Regions from separate parts of the Homo sapiens genome. Here region 2 is linked to region 1. A link is an interaction called in ENCODE POLR2A ChIA-PET data of the cell type or tissue named here. Cell type or tissue: Panc1. All regions are shown on one strand. Each heading gives the region's core, and the rest is flanking DNA. Links, peaks and the distances in the headings are about the cores only.

Region 1 (9,897 bases), core at 1,340-9,339:
CATGGTCAGTACATTCTCTGTACTCTGATCAGTACCTGCGCTCAACAGATATGGGAAAAGGTCTTAATTCTTCTTTTGGTTAGGAAAGCCAATCCTTGTCAGGGTCCAAAATGAAAGTAAATCCCGACTTGGACAGCAACATGACAGTTACTAAGAATATGACTTCCCAGGGCATTATTGTTTGATCATGCACGTCTAAGATCATGTGGGCTACATATCAACCAAGCAGAAATGTCAGCACTTTCTAAAGAAGAGAAAGCTGAGCTTCAGGTAACTAGCTTTGGATGTTTCCTCCTCAGATGCTCATCTGAATCATCGGTATCCAAGGGCAGGGATTAGTAGCATTAGGATAGCCGTCAGCTTTTTCCAACTTTGTCCTGCTCAGCTGGTTTAGAGCAACCCAGACACTCTAAGATGGGAAGAAGGGAACCCACTTAGGTAGAAATATCTTTGTTCAATGACAGGGATTATTTGAGGAAGGGTAGGTAGGTAAAAGAGTTGAATTTGCTCTCATGTCCACATAGTTAAAATCCTCTGTGACCTATTTTCTCAGGTTTCAATAATCCCAAAATATGGGCATTAATCATGAAAGTCTGAACTTAGCTTTCATGTAAATTTTTGGTTGTGAACATTTTCTGTCAGTAAGAATTGTTTTATCTATTATGCACTGCCAATTATAAGAGATGAGTGTCAGTCATCATCACTATCTACCATGGATCCACTGACAGCCAAAGCTATCAGACCAGTCCTTGCCTGACCTGTTTGAGTTGATGAGAGTGGCTATGAATTGAAACCCCATTACAGGGTGGTCTAAGTGCACTTGTCTCTAGTTCTCTGTAACACCACATCTGGCTTATGAGCAAAGGAAGATACCAGGTTTGTTTCCCCAACTTTTATAAAAGTTATAAAATAATATGTATAATATTTTGATATAACATCAAGAGAATAAAATCTTCAAAACTATCAGTCCCTACTAATTGCATTTTCTATAATATCTGATCATTAATGCTTCATACTTAATATGTACTCAGCAAAGAATTGTTAAATAAATGAATGAATGGATTGCAACTATGTCAAGATGGGCATGAAAATGACCAAAAGCTATCAAAGATTTTGAAAAAAGGGATACAATTATTGTGGTACAGAAGTGGGGTTCTGAGTGCTTTCATTTCCTGATTAAAAATGTCTTTCATATCATACCAATAATGTTTCAATAATAACCACAACTTAAATTGACATTTAATTCAGTTCATCAAGGATTGTCCACTGAAAATGTGCCTAGCCCCATGGGACAAACAAGAACATCTAAGCCGTGGTCATTGTCCTTGAAAACTACATTGTGTCCTGGAAGATAGAGCATAAGCGTGAAATGGAGAAGCTTCACACAGGTCAGGGATTAGCAGAATGCTCAAATGAGCAATATATAGAAGCACTGGAAACAAAAAGCTCTAGCTCATGCTCCAGGAAAATCCACAGAGCCTTAAACATTCAAAAGTGAAGCATGCATTTTGCCTACTGCAGCAATTAGAAGCTGGAGCTGAAATCGATGCAGCAGCCACTAGAGCAATCTGCAGCTCTGTGGCTGCTGTTACTTACAGCCATTGATTTTCTCTGGCTTTGGTGTTTGGTTCACCTCACCCTTACCACCTCAGATCCACTGTGGCTCCAAGGTGTAAGGCACAGGGTCATTGCTTCCTTGAAAATTACCCAAGGCTCATTATTGGGCTCTGAACCTACAAAGGCCACAGAAAAGGAAAAATCACATAAAGGCTTTCTGACAACTGCCAACTATTGCTAAAACGCCACTGCTCTTCCTGGCATATAACTCAGTCTTTCTTAGAACAATCAAACTGATTCGTACTTCCAATTGTGAAATGTAAAACTCTCCACATTTAAGGTGGCCTCAAATGACCTTCTAGATTCATCTTTTAACACACTACCCTCTCTCCCAAAGCCCCTTCTCATAAATTCATTTATATCAGCCTACTTGACATTTTCTGAATATACTCTCAACTCATCAGCCCATCGAATCTGCTCAAGCCTTTCTTACTCCCTACACATCCTTTAAGACCCTGCGTAAGAGTCCCCACATTATCCATCCAAACTAATTCCCTTTTCTCCCCTCCCCAATCTATTGTACTTTCATTACAAAATATTAACTATAATCCTAGGTACATCTCACTTAATTGACTATTAATTTCCAGAAGGTCACTCACAGTTTATCCAACACAGTATCCTGTGTTATGTAGTGCACACCCAGACAGAAATAAGTCAAGCTAATGTAGCATTGTACAAAAAGATGTTTATCTGAGCACCAGAATTGTGGCACTAATAGGTGTGGTTCACAAGGTCAAGGTGTTTACTTATAACCATACCTGGAAGGAAGTCTTTAGCTAGATTTGGAGAAGATGATAAAAAGACTGATTGAGAGTAATAGAAGCTACATTCTGAAATGTATAGGAATGAGACCCATGAAGAGCGCGTTACATGATTACTGACAATGGACTATGAAGGATAAAAATGTGGTTCTGAACTCAATCTCTAATGCTTCATCAAGAGGAAAATTGGTCTGGATTGGGACATCTGCTTTCTTGTTTCAGAGTGCTTCTATTACTGAGCACATCAGTAATTCTTAGTTTTTGAATACCAACTCTGTGACTGGCTGGAGAAAGCTGCAGGGCTGCATATGATTCTCTAGATTGTGTCCCTCATATAGTATCAGAGGATTTTTGATAAAATCCAATTAACTGATACTGCCTGGTCTCTGCAGACCAGTGAGAAGTTAAAGGGATAGAGCACAACACCAAGAACACGGTTCCCTTTCTCAGAGCAGCAGTAGCAGAAGCAGCCAGCAAAGGCAGCCTCAGGGCAGCTGAAGGAGGAGGCTGAAGAAAGAGAAAAGGATTTCTGAGCATCTGAGATGTACCATGTAGAACTCTCAGAAATCACTGTAAAACACTCTAGGGAGCTTAAAGCTTGGCGAATTTATTTTACCTTGTGATATAATTTGTGTTGTACACATATTAAAAACAAAGCTCAGAGCAGGTAATCAAATTGCCAAATATAAGATGTGGTTCGGTTACTTTAATGGAACAAGCATTAAAAAAATACTTACTATGCGTCAGGCACCATACTTGATAAATCCTGGTGATTTTAGATCTGGAACCCAATAATTCTCTCACAAATCCAGGATTCCATAACCGTGTCAAGATGACTTTAAAATTCAAATAATGAAAGGCATTGAACTTGATCCCTGAGGTTCCTTTCCTCTCTGTATTAAAAGGATATAATGCACTTTTCCTTGGGCAAGGTTGAGCGGATGCTTGAGAGGAGACTAATGAGGTCTGGGAGCCGCTCCAGGTACTTGAAAAAAAACATGGAAGTTTTTTGGTCTAAGCAAGAAAGCATACTGACTGTATGCAGTCAAGTTCAGGTCAAAACTTTATTGAGCTTCTGATCTATTTTCACATTTTGCTAGGAATTCAGATGCAAAACAAGTAATGCCCCTCATGTTCAAGGGTATTTCCCTTTCAGTCAAATGGGGGGAGACACAAGCAATAATTCCAATATGACATGAAAATATTATGATAGTGTTAAGTACAGGATGCCTTCAGAGAGCAGAAAATTACCCAGAAAATCTGGATAATCAGGACATTTTGGGGGAGACAAGCTCTCTGTTTACACTGATATTAACTAGTGGTTGGTGAGGCAAGAAGAAAGAGAAGGGCAATCCAAGCAGCTGTCACTGAACGAGCAAAGACATGGAAGAAAGAGGCAATGCAGTGTGTTTAGGAAAACACAAATACTTCTCTGGTTCTAAAGAGTATCCAGCAAAAAAGCAAGATTGACTGGCAAGGAAGCTAGAGAAGTGAGTCTGATGTTCCTCTCACCATATAGAGGAATAGAGTTGTGTGTATATATATACACACAACTATATATATAGTTAAATATATATAAACTATAAATATAAATAAATATAGTTATATATATAAAAATATATAATATATAAATATATGATATATATAATACATATTAAAAATATATAAATATATAGTTATATATAAATATATTTATAGTTACTATAAATAAATATAGTTATATATAAATATAAATATATATCAATAAATATATATAGTTATATATAAAATATATTTATAGTTAATATAAATAAATACAGATATATATATATATATATATATATATATATGACAAATTACATAGAGCCCTCTACCTGACTCAAAATTCAACCATGGTAATTGTATCCTGGAGCCTAGTAGGGGACCCACCGCCCTGTAGATGGTAACTGTTTTTACAAATGAATGAACATTATAAAATGATTTACTGGTTTCAGTGATAGGAAAAGAAATTTATCAGTACAAATACTTTTGCTATTCAGTATATTTTTTTCCACAGCAGTTAGATGATTGGATAGAAGACAGATGCCACCTTGGCTCTTTGGTAAAGTCCATTTCCTGGATTGCCACTCCCAGTCCAAATAAACCAGGCCACGACCACATTTCCTAGCTAATCTGGCATTATGCTGATCAAAGGGTATAACGCAAAACTCTATATTTTTCTAAACTATACATTCCCATCACCCTACCAGGGGGAACTCAAAGGACTGGAGCCATTGCCAGGCTCCTGAGAATGAATAAATACATACCCACAGTGACTTCACTAGAACATGATTAATTCCTTTTTGGCAAAGATGGGTCTGGCAATAGGCAAAGATCTCAAAACGACATGGAAGAAAATAGGTGATAGCAGCAAGTATCTTGGTGCCTTTGGGTTGATGGCTAAACTATGACATATGCCAAATATTTGTCTCCAGCCAGGGACCAGGCTGAGAAAGATGGATATCCTAAAGCTGAGCCATTTGAGATTTACTTTTTGATATGAAAGCTTCATATATTTTATACAATCATAATTAGTTCTCCATTTCCCAGTTTAATTGTATGACTACTGGCATTTTGAATTAGAGATGCTTTTCCCTGTTTTAACAAGCAGCTCTCTTCAGACTGGGAAACTGTAGGGGAAATTAATGTTCTTACTGTCTTTCAGCCTCTGAAGAATTTTTCCAGATTTCATGGAACCCAAAGCCTAAATAGCTTAGAGTATGCTTGAGGGGAGGACAGATGGGGCAGGCAACCACTTGTTGTTTGGACTGAAAAAGAAAAGAATAATGGGAAAAGGGGTTAGAAAGGTGGAGAAAGGTCAAGTCAGTGATGCATTTGAATGACAGATCAAGGAGTTTGGGTATTTCAAGAAAGCTCATGAGATAATCATTATAATAGTGGATTTAGGATTATTTTTATAAATGTATTCTATGGTAGTTTAGCTGAAATACGATCCCTTTTTTAGTTGGCAAAGCAATAAATGAAGGGCTCACATTATAAAAACTTACTGCCAACTTAATTTTTCTTAATGATACAAAATCCTTTTGAGTCTCAGAATTTGGAGGCCATTTTATTGCCTAGAATTTTATGCCTTTTCATTTATAAACAAATCTGGATATACAATGGAAAGTAATTGTCAAACATTAATATTTCAATGTAAGCCTGTTGTCCTTTTCTCAAATAGAAAACAAATAAATTTCACTTCTAATAATAACCATGCTGTGTTTCTAAGGAAATTAAATAGACTGAGGGGTTATACTACAGGGTACTTGCTTAGTGGTGTGTGTGTGTGTGTGTATGTGTGTGTGTGTGTGTGATGTTGTGTGTCTGTGTATAATCAGTCAGAGTCCAGTCAGGACAGTCAGGTATCAGAAACCAAATCTCTTAATTTAGCAGATAAAATGTAATATAAAATAAGTTTTTGAAAGGTTAACTAAATAACTGGTGATAATAGAGTACTACAGAACTCTGAAGCCATCTTATCCTTCCATAAATTATTTTACACATTTGATGCCACTATTAGCAGCATCAAAATTCCAATTCCTATTTAAAAGAGTTGCACTGTTATTCATGTACTGCTTGTATTTACTTTTTCACATTTAAAGTCCAGTAGAGTGGAACATTACTAAATTCATCAAAAAAATTTAATTGGATATCTTACTTTGGAATTATTTATAATTCAATTCGATTCAATTGAATGTGTTTGTAAGTGCCTTACTGTGATATAATCAAGGTATTATCTGGGGCTGCAGTTCTCATCTGGGGCCCAGGGTCCTCTTCTACGCTCACCGGTTATTGAAAGAACTAATTTCTCTGTTATATTTTCCATCTGTCTTTCTTTATCTAGAAGCTAGCAATGGCAGGCTGAGTCCTCATGCATCAGAGCTCTTCTACTTCCTCTTTTACTCCCTCTTCTGTTTTCCTATTCTGCTTTAAGGGCTCATGTGATTGCACTGAGCCCTTGTGCAAGGCCAACAAGTCACTTCTGAGAAAGGGTAAAATCAAATTAGGAAGAAAATGCCGCCTTCAGGTTAAATCTCAAGCACTATTCTATTGTGTTAGGCTACTTTCTTAGTCCACTTTATGTTGCTATAACAAAATACCACAGACTAGGTAATTTATAAAGAAAAGAAATTTATTTCTTACAGTCATGGAGACTGGGAAGCTCAAGGTTAAAGAGTCTGCATCTAGCAAAGGCCTTCCTGCTTCCTCATTCCATGGTGGAAGGTGGAAGGGCAAGAGATTATGTGTGTTTATGCATATGTGCAAGAGAGAGAGAAAGAGAATGGGAACCAAACTCATCCTTTTTGTGAAGAACCCATTCCCAAATTAACTAATCCACTCCCTTGATAAAAGCATTAATCCATTCTTGAGGGAAGAGCCCTCATGATCGAAAAACCTTTCAAAGGTCTGACCTCTCAACACTGTTGTATTGGAAATGAAGTTTACAACACATAAACCTTGGAAAACACAATTGAACCATAGCAGCTGCCCTATTCTATCCCTCTGAAAGAATTGCTCATCTAGAAAACTAGCATTTCTGGCTCCCAACACAGAGGTGTCTATGATTTACCCCCAAGAGAAGAGGGCTTGGTGTCATTATTCAAGAAGTAACCACACACTTACAGAATTATGAGTTTTCTCTCTTATGGTTGGACTCCAGCTACCACCCTTTCTATATGCACCCAAACCTATTTTATGCACCCAAACCTATTTTCTGCTCTCTGCCTCACTACATGCTACCCAAAACACATTATTTTTTTAGAAGCACCAAATTTGCATTTTAGAAATCCACTATATTTCTTTTGTATAGATTAATTTAAACTAAGTATGTGTTTTCTTAGTCATAAAGATGTGCTAAATGTCTGTTTAGATAGAGCACTGTAGTAACTAGCCCCTCAGCAAACACGTTATTTCATTCATTCCCAGACACAAAGGAATTGCAAGCTAGAAGGAAGAGTAAGTGCTGGGTGCTCAGAACAGCCATTTAGGTACCTAACCTACCATTTAGATACATGACCATGAGTAGGTTATTTAACATTTTCATGCCTTGGCATTTTTATTTTCAAAATTTACACTTAAAAATTTCTATCACACCAGGACTGTGATAGGCAGAATTTTGGCCCCAGTGATCTCTGTGCCCTGGCATTCCTCCCAGGAATGGTTATGGTACGTTACATGACAAGTGGGATTTTGCAGATGTAATTAAGTTTACTAATCAGTTGACCTTAGAATAGGAGGATTTCCCTGGATTATTCAAGTTGGCTCAGTGCAATCACATGAGCCCTTAAAGCAGAATAGGAAAACAGAAGAGGAGTAAAAGAGGAAGTAGAAGAGCTCTGATGCATGAGGACTCAGCCTGCCATTGCTAGCTTCTAGATGAAGAAAGACAGATGGAAAATATAACAGATAAATTAGTTCTTTCAATAACCAGTGAGCGTAGAAGAGGACCCTGGGCCCCAGATGAGAACTGCAGCCCCAGATAATACCTTGATTATATCACAGTAAGGCACTTACTAGAGAATCCAAACACATTGTGCCAGACTTCTGGCCTACAGAACCATGACATAAATAATAGCTGTTGTCTTTTTTTTTTTTTTTTTTTACTTTAAGTTCTAGGGTACATGTGCGCAACATGCAGGTTTGACACATAGGTACACATGTGCCATGTTGGTTTGCTGCACCTATCAACTCGTCATTTACATTAGGTATTTCTCCTAATGCTATCCCTCCCCCTGCCCCCCACCCCCCGACAGGCCCCAGTGTGTGATGTTCCCCACCCTGTGTCCAAGTGAGCTCATTGTTCAATTCCCACTTATGAGTGAGAACATGCGGTGTTTGGTTTTCTGTCCTTCTGATAGTTTGCTGAGAATGATGGCTTCCAGTTTCATCCATGTCCCTGCAAGGGACATGAACTCATCCTTTTTATGACTGCATAGTATTCCATGGTATATATGTGCCACATTTTCTTAATCCAGTCTATCATTGTTGGACATTTGGGTTGGTTCCAAGTCTTTGCTATTGTAAATAGTGCCACAATAAACATACATGTGCATGTGTGTTTATAGTAGCATGATTTATAATCCTTTGGGTATACACCCCGTAATGGGATTGCTGGGTGAAATGGTATTTCTAGTTCTAGATCCTTGAGGAATCGCCACACTGTCTTCCATAATGGTTGATCTAATTTACACTCCTACCAACAGTATAAAAGTGTTCCTATTTCTCCACATCCTCTCCAGCATCTGTCGTTTCCTGACTTTTTAGTGATTGCCATTCTAACTGGTGTGAGACGCTATCTCATTGTGGTTTTGATTTGCATTTCTCTGATGGCCAGTGATGATGAGCATTTTTTCATGTGTCTGTTGGCTGCACAGATGTCTTCTTTTGAGAAGTGTCTGTTCATATCCTTTGCCCACTTTTTGATGGGATTGTTTGTTTTTTTCTTGTAAATTTGTTTGAGTTCTTTGTAGATTCTGGATATTAGCCCTTTGTCAGATGGGTAGCTTGCAAAAATTTTCTCCCATTCGGTGGGTTGCTTCTTCACTCATGATAGTTTCTTTTGCTGTGCAGAAGCTCTTTAGTTTAATTAGATTCCATTTGTCTATTTTGGCTTTTGTTGCCATTGCTTTTGGTGTTTTAGTCATGAAATCCTTGCCCATGCCTATGTCCTGAATGGTATTGCCTAGGTTTTCTTCTAGGGTTTTTATGGTTTTAGGTCTAACATTTAAGTCCTTAATCCATCTTGAATTAATTTTTGTATAAGGTGTAAGGAAGGGATCCAGTTTCAGCTTTCCACATATGGCTAGCACTATATGTGTCCAGTTTTCCCAGCACCAATAATGGCTGTTTACTTAAGCCACTAAATTCATGGTCATCTATTTAATTTGCTACCCAGCATTAGAAAACAAATACAGGGCCAATATGTAAATTAAGCAGTACATACAAGGATTCACTATGAACAATAACAATCTTTCCAAACATGTTTTGTTTTTGCTGTTATCATTGTTTCCTTTAATACCAATTCCCTGTATCCCCTGGTTTTCAGTCTTCTTTTTTTTTGTTTTGTTTTGTTTTTTTTTGCTTTTGACACAGGAAGCATATTTAAGAAAGTTCCCTTTTGGTGATCCTCTTTATCTGAGAAAAGTTTGTTAGCCATCCTCTCAGAGAAGGTAGACAAAAAACTATCAAGTCTCCTGCAAGGCTCACTGTCCCTAGATCTATGTTCCTTGTCTGAAAGAAAGGCATGTATCTGAGATTTGTTCTGAAGGACTTTTATAGGCAGCCATTCCCTTTAGGATTTAGCGTTCTCTCATTTCTAATTCTCTGTAGATATGATCCATTCATCTGGCTGTAATTCCAGGTTGGCTCTGGGATTGCCTATGCCTCTGGTGCCTCATTTTGGAGCCTGTGGAATAGGAACATCAGGTTGCTTCATCATTATTTCTTCCCTTTGGCTCTCTGCATGCTCCTCCTTATTTGTGACTATATTACTCTGGAG
Region 2 (9,897 bases), core at 813-8,812, 230 kb before region 1:
TTCAAGACTTGAATTACACTTTCCCATGTCAAGATCACTGTGATATATGCAAGTTAAATTATAGGCAATCCATCAAATAAATGCTAAAAACTTCTGAATTTCTGCAGGTTCCCCCAAAGAACTAGATTTAAGTTTAACAATATCGTCTCTTCCTTTTCTGTGATGACCAGATCCCCGGTGTACTCTGACAAAGAGCAGTATACCCATATTGCAAGGTTTCTCAACGGCAGCATAGTGGACATTTTGGGCCAGGTGATTCTTTGTTGTATGGAGCTATCCTGTGCAATGAATGATATTTAGCAGTATCTCTGGCCTCTTTTAACTAGATGCAAGTAGTAGCTCTTGTCTTGCAGTTTTCTAGTTGTGACAGTTGAAAATGTTCCTGGGGTTGGAGATGGAGTTGGGAGGAGTTACCCGCAGTTAAGAACCACTGCTTCATTATAATGCAATTTTAAAAGCTGAGCTATTGCTCCCATTACTTCAGTCACTTTTTTTTCAATCAAATATATATTGAGCATTTAAAAGGTAAAAGACATTGTGTACATTTATATTTTCTGCACTTGGTCCTTGAAGAATATTTTACATAAGTAAATCAACTATCTGCAAGTATGAATTGAGTTTTACAAGTTTGTAATCTGCATATTAAATCTTGAATATTTTATTCAACATTATTAGGATTTTTTTCATGTTTTCATATGGTCTATGTAATTCTTATTTTAAGAATCACATGATACTCCATTAAAAAATGATTACTGCTTGGTCTATTTTTAAATATTAATAATATGGTTTGGATCTGTGTCCCTGCCCGAAATTTCATGTTAAATTGTCATCCCCAGTATTCTGGTGGGTCCTAGTGAGGGATGATTGGATCATGGGGATGGATTTCTCACGAATGGTTTAGGATCATCCCCTTGGTGCTGTACTCACAATAGTGAGTGACTTCTCACAAGATCTGGCTATTTAAACGTGTGGCACCTTGTTCTGTCTCTCTTGCTTCTGCTCTAGCCATGTGACAGGCTTGCTTCCCCTTCACCTTCTGCCATGATTGCTAGTTTCCTGAGGCCTCCCCAGAAGCCAGGAAGATGCCAGCATCAAGCTCCCTGTACAGCCTGCAGAACCATAACCCAGTCAAACTCCTTTATATATATATATATATATATATATATAAATTACCAAGTCTCAGGTATTTCTTTATAGCAGTGCAAGAATGACCTGATACAATTAATCATGGCTCCAATTTTTATTTTAAGTAATGTCTCATTGATCATGTTCATATCTCTTTGAAGATAGTTCTAGAGGTAATTAGTAGGCTAAAGTGTGAAAATATTTTATATGATTCAGATTACCACAAACTTTCTAAGAAATATAAAAGTTCTCAGGTTGGAAGGCCAAGGTAGGAGGGTCACTTGAGCCCAGAAATTCAAGACTAGCCTGGGCAACAGGGTGAGACACTGTCTCTACAAAAAAATTTTAAAATTTAGCTGGGCATGGTGGTACATACCTGTGGTTCCAGCTACTAGAAAGGCTGAGGTGGGAGGATTTCTTGAGCCCAGGAGTTCAACTATGCAGTGAGCTATCTTTGTGCCACTGCATTCTAGGCTGGGTGACAAAGTGAGACCCTGTGTCAAAAAAAAAAAAAAATGTTCTCAGGGTCCAAGATCAGCATGGTATGAAAACACTGGTTTCCTATACCTTCTGAAAGAACACTAATAACAATATGTTGAGTGCTTACTATGTACGTTGCCCTGTTTAAGGACGTTTTATGTGTTGGTTATTGATTCTCATCATAACCTAATATTATGAGTACTGTTTTGTTGCTGTTGTTGTTGTTTGGTTTGGTTTGGTTTTTTGAGACAGTCTTGCTCTGTTGCCCACGCTGAAGTACAGTGGCATGATCTTGGCTCACTGCAACCTTCACCTCCCAGGTTCAAGCGATTCTCCTGCCTCAGCCTCCCAGGTAGCTGGGATGAATACAGGTGCTCGCCACCATACCTGGCTAATTTTTGTATTTTTAGTAGACAGGGGGATTCACCACGTTGGCCAGGCTGATCTTGAACTCCTGATCTCAAGTGATCTGCCTGCCTCGGCCTCCCAAAGTGCTGGAATTGTAGGCATAAGCCACTGCTCCTGGCCAGATGATGGGTACTGATATTAGCCCCCATTTTACAGAAAAGAAAATCTAGCAATAAACAAGGTTAACTACCCTGCTCAAGGACACAAAGCTGACTAGTGGCAGAGCTAGGATTTCAACTCAGTCTAGGTTCAAAAGCTTTGGTCTTAACTATTTTGCTGTACAGAAATTCCCATGGTATACTCTTATTTTACGCATAGGAAAACTATGTAGACATGATGACAGAACCCTCAAAAGCTGATGCTTCAGTCTATAAAACGAACATGCCATGAATGAAATAAAGTTTATATAGATGCCAAAATGAAAGCAATGTCAATAGAAATTAAACTGTGATTTGAAATATTTTGTGGGACATGAAGCCCACATTCCTAACCCTAAATTCAATTTGATTATACAGAATAGAAAAAGTCTTCCTATAGTCCCTTTTGGGTTGTTCCACTGGAATATATATACACATTAAAACTAGAAAACATAACCATTTCCATAATACTTTATATCAGAAAAAAATATTAACAGTCTAAAATCTTAAAGCTAGTATCAAGCCATATATCCTATCCTTGCCCAAGTTAACCCATGCAAAATTAGAACCTGAGTTTATTCACATATTAAGTCATAGTCCTTATCATGTGCCGGGTACTGGAAATATATTAATAAATATTGTTTCATTTCTGCTCTCATTAACTTTACAATTTAATGGATATTGATATGTAAAAAATAAGCACATAATGCTGTGAAATGTATTAAAATAGAGTAAGATAATGCACAAACTTCCAAAGTAGTAGAGAAGATGGGATAATAAACTGGAAGATAGGGCTAATCAATATTACAAAGCATGTGTATTATGGTTTGCATATGTCCCTCAAAGGTCATGTGTTAGAAAAGTAATCCCCAATACAACAGTATTAAGAAGTGGAATCTTTAAAATGTGATTAGGTCATGAGAGTTCTGCCCTCATGAATGGCTTAATGCTGTTATCTTGGAAGTGCATTAGTTGTTGCAGGAGTGGGTTCCTGATTAAAGGATGAGTTTGACTCCTTCCCTCTCTTGTGTATGTATTATTTTACCCTCCTACCTTTTCCCATGGGATGATACAGCAAGAAGGCCTTTGCCAGATGCTGGCCCTCAGCCTTGGACTTCCTGGCCTCCAGAATTGTAAGTCCTGTTCTTTATAAATTTCCCAGTCTCAGGTACTCCATTATAGTACACAAAATGAACTAAGATATGCACCTGGGCAGAAGTTACCTAGGACACTAAGGAATTAAATGGAGGGCATACCCCAGAGATGGAAGACAATGTATAAACACATGGAAGAATAAGACAGAATGGTGTGTTTAGAGAATTATAAGTAGGTCACTTTTCCAACAAAATAAGTTGTAAAAAAAATTAGAATGGATAATAATACAGATTAAAACATGAACTTGTTGAGTGAATGGCACCCCCAAAACAGTCTGTGAAATTCCAAAAATCAGACAGTAATCTATTTCATTTATTTATTTGCAAATATTCAAGGATTTTCTGTGATGAAAGGCATGGGACTTCAGTGAAGAAGGCACAATGCAGAGCAAGACAAGCAACATCCTTTTCCGCATCCTTTTCCGCATTGATTTAGTTCCCAGGAGGTAGAAACAGACAAGACAAAGAACAGGTAAACAAATAAACAAAAGTAAACAAGATAATTTCATATAGTCAATATATAATGATGAAAATAAAATGATGATGTATGAGAAAAACTAAGAACTCTTTCCATTTATGCCTAGTGTTCCATTATTGGAATGCTATGCATATGGGAGTTATTTATATCTTACTGCTCAAGGTCATCGCCAAGGTCTGATTTTTCATACATGTCTGTTATTCAAAAAATTGCAACCTCTGGCATAAATGGGTAAAATTGGATTCTGTGAGGCCTTCTGAAGTGGCAGTACTTGAACTAGGAGCTGAGCGATTTGAAAGAACCAGGCACATGAAACCTCAGGAACACATAATCCCAGGTACGGAAAACAAGAAGTGCAAAGCCATAAGGTAAGTCTGAACTTGCCATGTTCTAGAACAAAAAGAAGCAGAACAGGCAAGATAGATAGTAAATAAGTTCAGGAAGGCAGTTAGAGCATTTTAGGCTGTGGTATAGAGTTCGAGTTTTTTTCCCCCAAGTGTCACTAAAAGTCACTGAAAAGTTTTACACAAAAGATTACACCATATTGAATAGATTCAATGGGGTAATAATACCAAGAACAGGGAGACCAGTCAGGAGGTTACTTCCAGTAACCTATAAGACAGATGATAGTGGCCTGGAGTAATAGAGGTAAGTGGATGAATTTAAAACAAGTTAATAAATGATGGCACCATTTTATGGGGTTGATCAATACTACTGATTTTGGGCCAGTGATTATTTGCAAGATTTTTCTACTCAATTAGTAATAGGTAGGTACTTCCGAGAAGGCCAGTTTACTCACTGCTGTACTTTTCCCTCTCTCCAACACTGAAATATTACATAATTAATGCTTTCTGAGAGAATCATCTTTTCTATAACTTGTTTATGCCTAAGGAAGAGAAACAATAACATACACAGAGGCTTTGGTTTTTACATTTCTCTATGGCATGGCTTGATTGTGTGGCACAGGGCATTGCTCACCTCAGGGTCTAGTGGAGAGCTTGGCACACTAATTAGGGGCATTTTACACTGACTCAGCCTCTTCCTGGATATCTGCAGGCTTCTGCCTTTCGAATACCTGCCGACTTTTGTTTAGAAAGGCACAGTGATTAGCCCCCAGTGTCTTTTTCAAGCAGAGCTTTACTTAATGCTCACTCACAATCTTTGTCATACAGTGCCAGACAGATCTCTCTCCTCTTGACCCAGAGGAGATAGTAAGTTAAGACACAGCAGTACTTTGAGCCCTTCTTGTGGCCTATATCTCTACCCAGGCCTCCAAGATTCTCCCTAATTGTTCAAGATTCCTAAGCAACCAAATGCCACATCATGTCTCTACAAACCTTTCTATAGTTCCCAAGTAACTCATAATTTCTCAGTGAAATCGAAGATGTTGATTATTCTATTTGTAACATCTTTTTTTGCTATAAGATAAAATATATACACACAAAAATTATAAAATGTATAACTTAATGAGGTATTATTAGATAAACACTCACTGCAACCCAGTTCAAGAAAGAGAACTTTGCTGGCCAATCCAGACACCTCTTCATCCCAATCATGGCCAATCTCTTTCCTCAAAAGTGAACACTAATTCGATCTTTATATTATACTAATCACTTCTTTGTATTTTATCACCCAAGTGGACATCTTTATACTCTACAGTTTAATCTTCCAGTTTAAAAATATATTATAGCTTTGTTATTTAATCTGTAGGTTTCCCCTCCTATAAAACTCCTAAGATTTTATTTCCTTATATCTGTTGAACAAACTGGATCACTTGGCTTATAGATTTTTCCACAGTCTAGACTTTGCTGATTGAATGCTCATGGTACAGCTCAACGTCTTCTTCTGCCCTCTGTATTTTTTGCAACCAGCAGCTGAATCCAGAAGCCTAATCAGGCTCATGTTTAATCCCTTTGGCAACACTAGAAGTTGTGTGATGTTCTTTGTCATCTTTGTCATAAGGCACATGATGTCTGGCTGTTGCCCTTTTCGTGCCAGGAGATGTTGGTGCTCAGTCCCTGGGTCCATTAATTCACTGGAGGTTGAAAAAATGGTGACATTCTAATTCTTTATTTCTTTTTTATTTTTCTGAAAGTATGTATTATAGACTACATTTATAAAGGGACAATGTCTCTCTCTCTCATGCTTTTTGTACACTTGGTGGTACAGTTCATACAGAACAGATAGGATAAGTACATGATTCTTTCTTTCAACTTTTAGAAGAAGATGGCTTTCAGCATATAGGCTTACAGAGCTCCCTCCTCTCTAATTTTCACATAGTGTTCAAAGATACCGTGGCCTTCTTTCTGAAACTTCTCTGTTTTGTTCCCTGCAATTTACTTAGAATTATTTTACCTTATCCTCTTATTTCTAATCTGCTCAATGCCAAATCTCCTCTTGGCAGTTTCTTCTCAGTGTGGACTTCTGTTTGGAAAAGGATGCATTGGCAGCTTAGTTTTAAATTTTCATGGTAGCCAATCTAGAACAGCTCCTTCAAGCATTACTGTAGATTCTCTTTCTAGAACGGACAAAATTATTCCTAGTTTCAGCTGCTATTCTAAAAGTAGTCCACAGCATTTTTAAGCAAATAAATATTAACTGTTTTTAAGTTGTAGTCTCAGGTACTTCAGACATCTCTTGCTTCTTTCTGCTTCTGCCAGCACAGATGCTAATGTTGTTCAGCTGTGTCGCTGTTGGGAGGCTGCCCTCACACACTTGTATTTGGAACTCATGGGGATACCTGTCGCTTGGTTTTGTTGTAAGTGTTGTTCATGAGTTTTGGTTTCTCTATCCAAATTTTCTGTTAGTTTTTATTCAGATAAATTTAAAAAAATATGTTGTTGCTACAGCATCTTTCCAGAACTCCCTCAAATTAATCTAAATTTTGCTTCATATTCAGGCATCATTGCTGATGTTATGAAAATATTGGATCAGTGAATACCAAATCTGTAACCCTGATACTCCCATGTCTCAAAAGGTATCATGAAATTATTTTTAAAAATTTCTTCAAATATTAATAGTTAACCAATTATAAGTAATTATATAAGCAATGAGTAGTTATAATTGGTATACATCATAGTTATCCAATTATAAGTAATAAATGCCCATTTATGCATGATGTAGAATCACTGAATATCAAAGATAAATAAAAATTAAGTAACTTATTTATTAATTCACTTGCCAATTAATTCTTTAATAAAATGTACCAGACTGTCTATTAACTACAGATACTGTGTTACAAATTACAGTAACACGTAAAGAAGGCATGAGCCCAACTTTTTGCTATGATATAATTAAGCCATTCAGCACATCTTGCTGATGTGTACTATATGTCATGTTTTGCACTAAGTGTTGTTCTAGATTTATACTGGATGTAAACAGTCTATAGACACCTTCTTCCTATTAAGATCTGTGACCCTGGCGACATCAAGAGACTTCTATGAACTCTGTCTTCAAAGTGTGCATAGTAATACTGTTTTTCTACAGGTTGTTTATAAAAATTCAATTATATAGCAGTTCACAAAGCTTCTTGTAATTTCTTAAGTGCTTTCTACTTGAAAAATTCATGAATTTGTTCATGTAATAAATATTGAGTACCCACTGCTATGGTTTGAATGTTTGTCTTCTCCAAAAGTCATGTTAAAATTTAATTGCCATTGTAATAGTATTAAGAGGTGGGACACTTAAAGGCAATTGAGCCGTGAGGCTACACTCTCATGAAGGGAATTTGTGCAGTTATCAAAGGGAAATTTGGCCCCCTTTCTTCCTCTCTTGACCTTCCTCTTTTCACCATGGGATGAAATAGCAAGAAGGACTTCACCAGATTCAGGCCCCTTGATCGTGGACTTTCCAGCATTCAGAACTGTACAAGCCCCTTGATCTTGGACTGATATGGTTTGGCTCTAAATATCATATAGAATTATGATCTTCAGTGTTGAAGGCGGGTCTTGAAGGGAGGTGATTGGATCATGGGGGCGGATTTCCCCCTTGCTGTTCTTGTGATAGTGAGTGAGTTCTCATGAAATCTGGTTGTTTAAAAGTGTTTAGCACTTCCCCTTTAGCTCTCTCTCCTGCCATTATGTGGAAACATGCTTGCTTCCCCTTCACTCTTCTGCCATAGTTGAAAATTTCTTAAGGCCTCTGATATGGTTCGGCTGTGTCCCCACCCAAATCTCATCTTGAATTGTAGTTCCCATAATCCCCACATGTCATGGGAGAGACCTGGTGGGAGGTAATTGAATCATGGGGGCTGTTTCCCTATGTTATTCTTGTGATAGTAAGTTCTCACGAGATCTTATGGTTTCATAAGGGGCTTTCCTCTTTCCTCAGTTCTCATTCTTCTCCTTCCTGCTGCCACATGACAAAGGATGTGTTTGACTCCCCTTTCATCATGATTGCAAGTTTCCTGAGGCTTCCCAAGCCATGCTGAACTGTGAGTCAATTAAACCTCTTTTCTTTATAAATGACCTAGTTTCAGGTAGTTCTTTACAGCAATGCGAGAACAGACTAATACATGGACTTCTCAGCATCCCAAATTTTATTATAAATTGCCCAGTCTCAGATATTCTGTTACATCAGGACAAACAGACTAAGACACTACTGTGTGTCAGGCCCAATTTTAGTTTTGCAGGATAGAGCCAGTGACAAAGACAAGTTTCTACCTTCTATGAAGATACCTTCCTGTGGGAGAAGGGTGATTTTAAACAAACACATGATGAAAACGTCTCAGGTTACGGATGATAAGTACAATGAGGCATTTGAAACAGGAATATGTGGCTGAGAGAAACCAAGGTACTTTTTAGACTGAATGGTCATAGACGACCATGACAAGGACTTTTTTTCCCCTGAGACCTCAATAATAAAAAGGAACCATCCAGGCAACAATGAGGCTGTTGAGTGTTGCAGCCAGAGAAACAACTGGTTAATGAGTTCTATATGACCAAAGAGCAGAAAGCAGTTGAGTGTGGCAGGAGTTGCATGAGAGAGTGAGGAACTGGTAAGAGATGATGTTGTAGAGGAAGCTGGAAACTGGACTGTGAAGGGCTTTATACTCCGGAAGTTTGGATTTTTTTAAAGATAAAGTTATAAACTATGGAACAGCTAAGCCCTTAGGAAATTATTTTAATAGTCCAGGTAAGAAATGGTAAAAGAACATAAGAGAAAAGATATCACCTAGGTAATAGTTAGTTCAGCTAAGAAATGGGAGAAGGGAATGGAGAAATGGCTGCGTCTTAGATGAGGATGATAGGAGTGAAAATGCAGAGAAGAGGTTTTATTAGCAAAATTAATGTTCTGAAGTGAGATCCAAGAGGACTTGCCAATGCATTGCTTATGAGGAATTATGTAAAGTGAGTCATCAAGAATAACTCCAAGGTTTTGGCTTAGGAAATTGGAAAGATGGTGAAACCATTTACTGGGATGTGACAAAACAGAGTGGGTGGACATATTGTTCTGGAATGGGTAGAAATAGTATTTGGTAAAGAATCAAGATTTTTCTTTCAAATATGTTAATTTTAGATACATATTTGACATTTAAATGAATACATCAAGGAAGCCTTATATATAGGAGTCTGAGTCTGTGCTTTCTGGCAGAGGCCAAAGCTGGAAATATCAGTATTAGGTCAGTGGCATATAGATATTATTTAATGCTAGGTGAACTGTGGAGGTCACCTAAGGAAAGATAATTAAAGAAGAGACTTCTGGATTGCAATTGAGAAAGAGATTTAAAGAAAAAGAAAAGGGGAAAAAACAGAGAATAGTGCTGATAAGGAGATAGGAATAGAATCAGAGGAGTAAGTATCGTGTCTCAAAAGCTAGCAAAATGATGGATTTTTTAAAAAGTAGAATGATCAATGTATGATCTTGCTGAGAGTTTGAGTAAGAGTAAGGAAACGATCATAGGATTTGGCAATGTCAAAGTCACTAACTTTGGTGACCATCGCAAGAAAGTTCCTTGGAGTGATGGGGTCCAAGTCCTATTTGGAGTAATTGTTATGATATAATTAGAGATGCCATGACTAAAGATAAAAAATAGCAAGAGAATAATTGAATGCTAAACTCTGTAATAGTTTAGAAGCAGATCTGTACAGACCAAATTTTCAAGGCAGATGATATT

What was found. ChIA-PET counts read pairs that join two places held together with the same protein. Peaks named below come from ENCODE experiments on the same cell type or tissue, not always from the same donor. Only the 100,000 strongest peaks of a DNase experiment are listed, where the experiment ranks them.
Region 2: POLR2A ChIA-PET joins it to region 1 with 10 read pairs; 2 of 35 experiments call an interaction of 5 or more read pairs at or near these places.

Annotation. Positions count from the first base shown.
Region 1 is chr2:17,196,604-17,206,500 of GRCh38, forward strand. No RefSeq gene overlaps it. Among named protein-coding and RNA genes, the nearest start is that of LINC01866, 230 kb to the left of the region's middle. In Panc1, for the core only: no CTCF peak of the experiment used is centred there; no DNase peak of the experiment used is centred there.
Region 2 is chr2:16,963,319-16,973,215 of GRCh38, forward strand. LINC01866 (long intergenic non-protein coding RNA 1866) reads left to right here and starts at 3,356. Exons shown (of 5, transcript XR_001739184.2): 1 at 3,356-3,776; 2 at 6,448-6,540; 3 at 6,682-6,759; 4 at 8,112-8,214. In Panc1, for the core only: no CTCF peak of the experiment used is centred there; no DNase peak of the experiment used is centred there.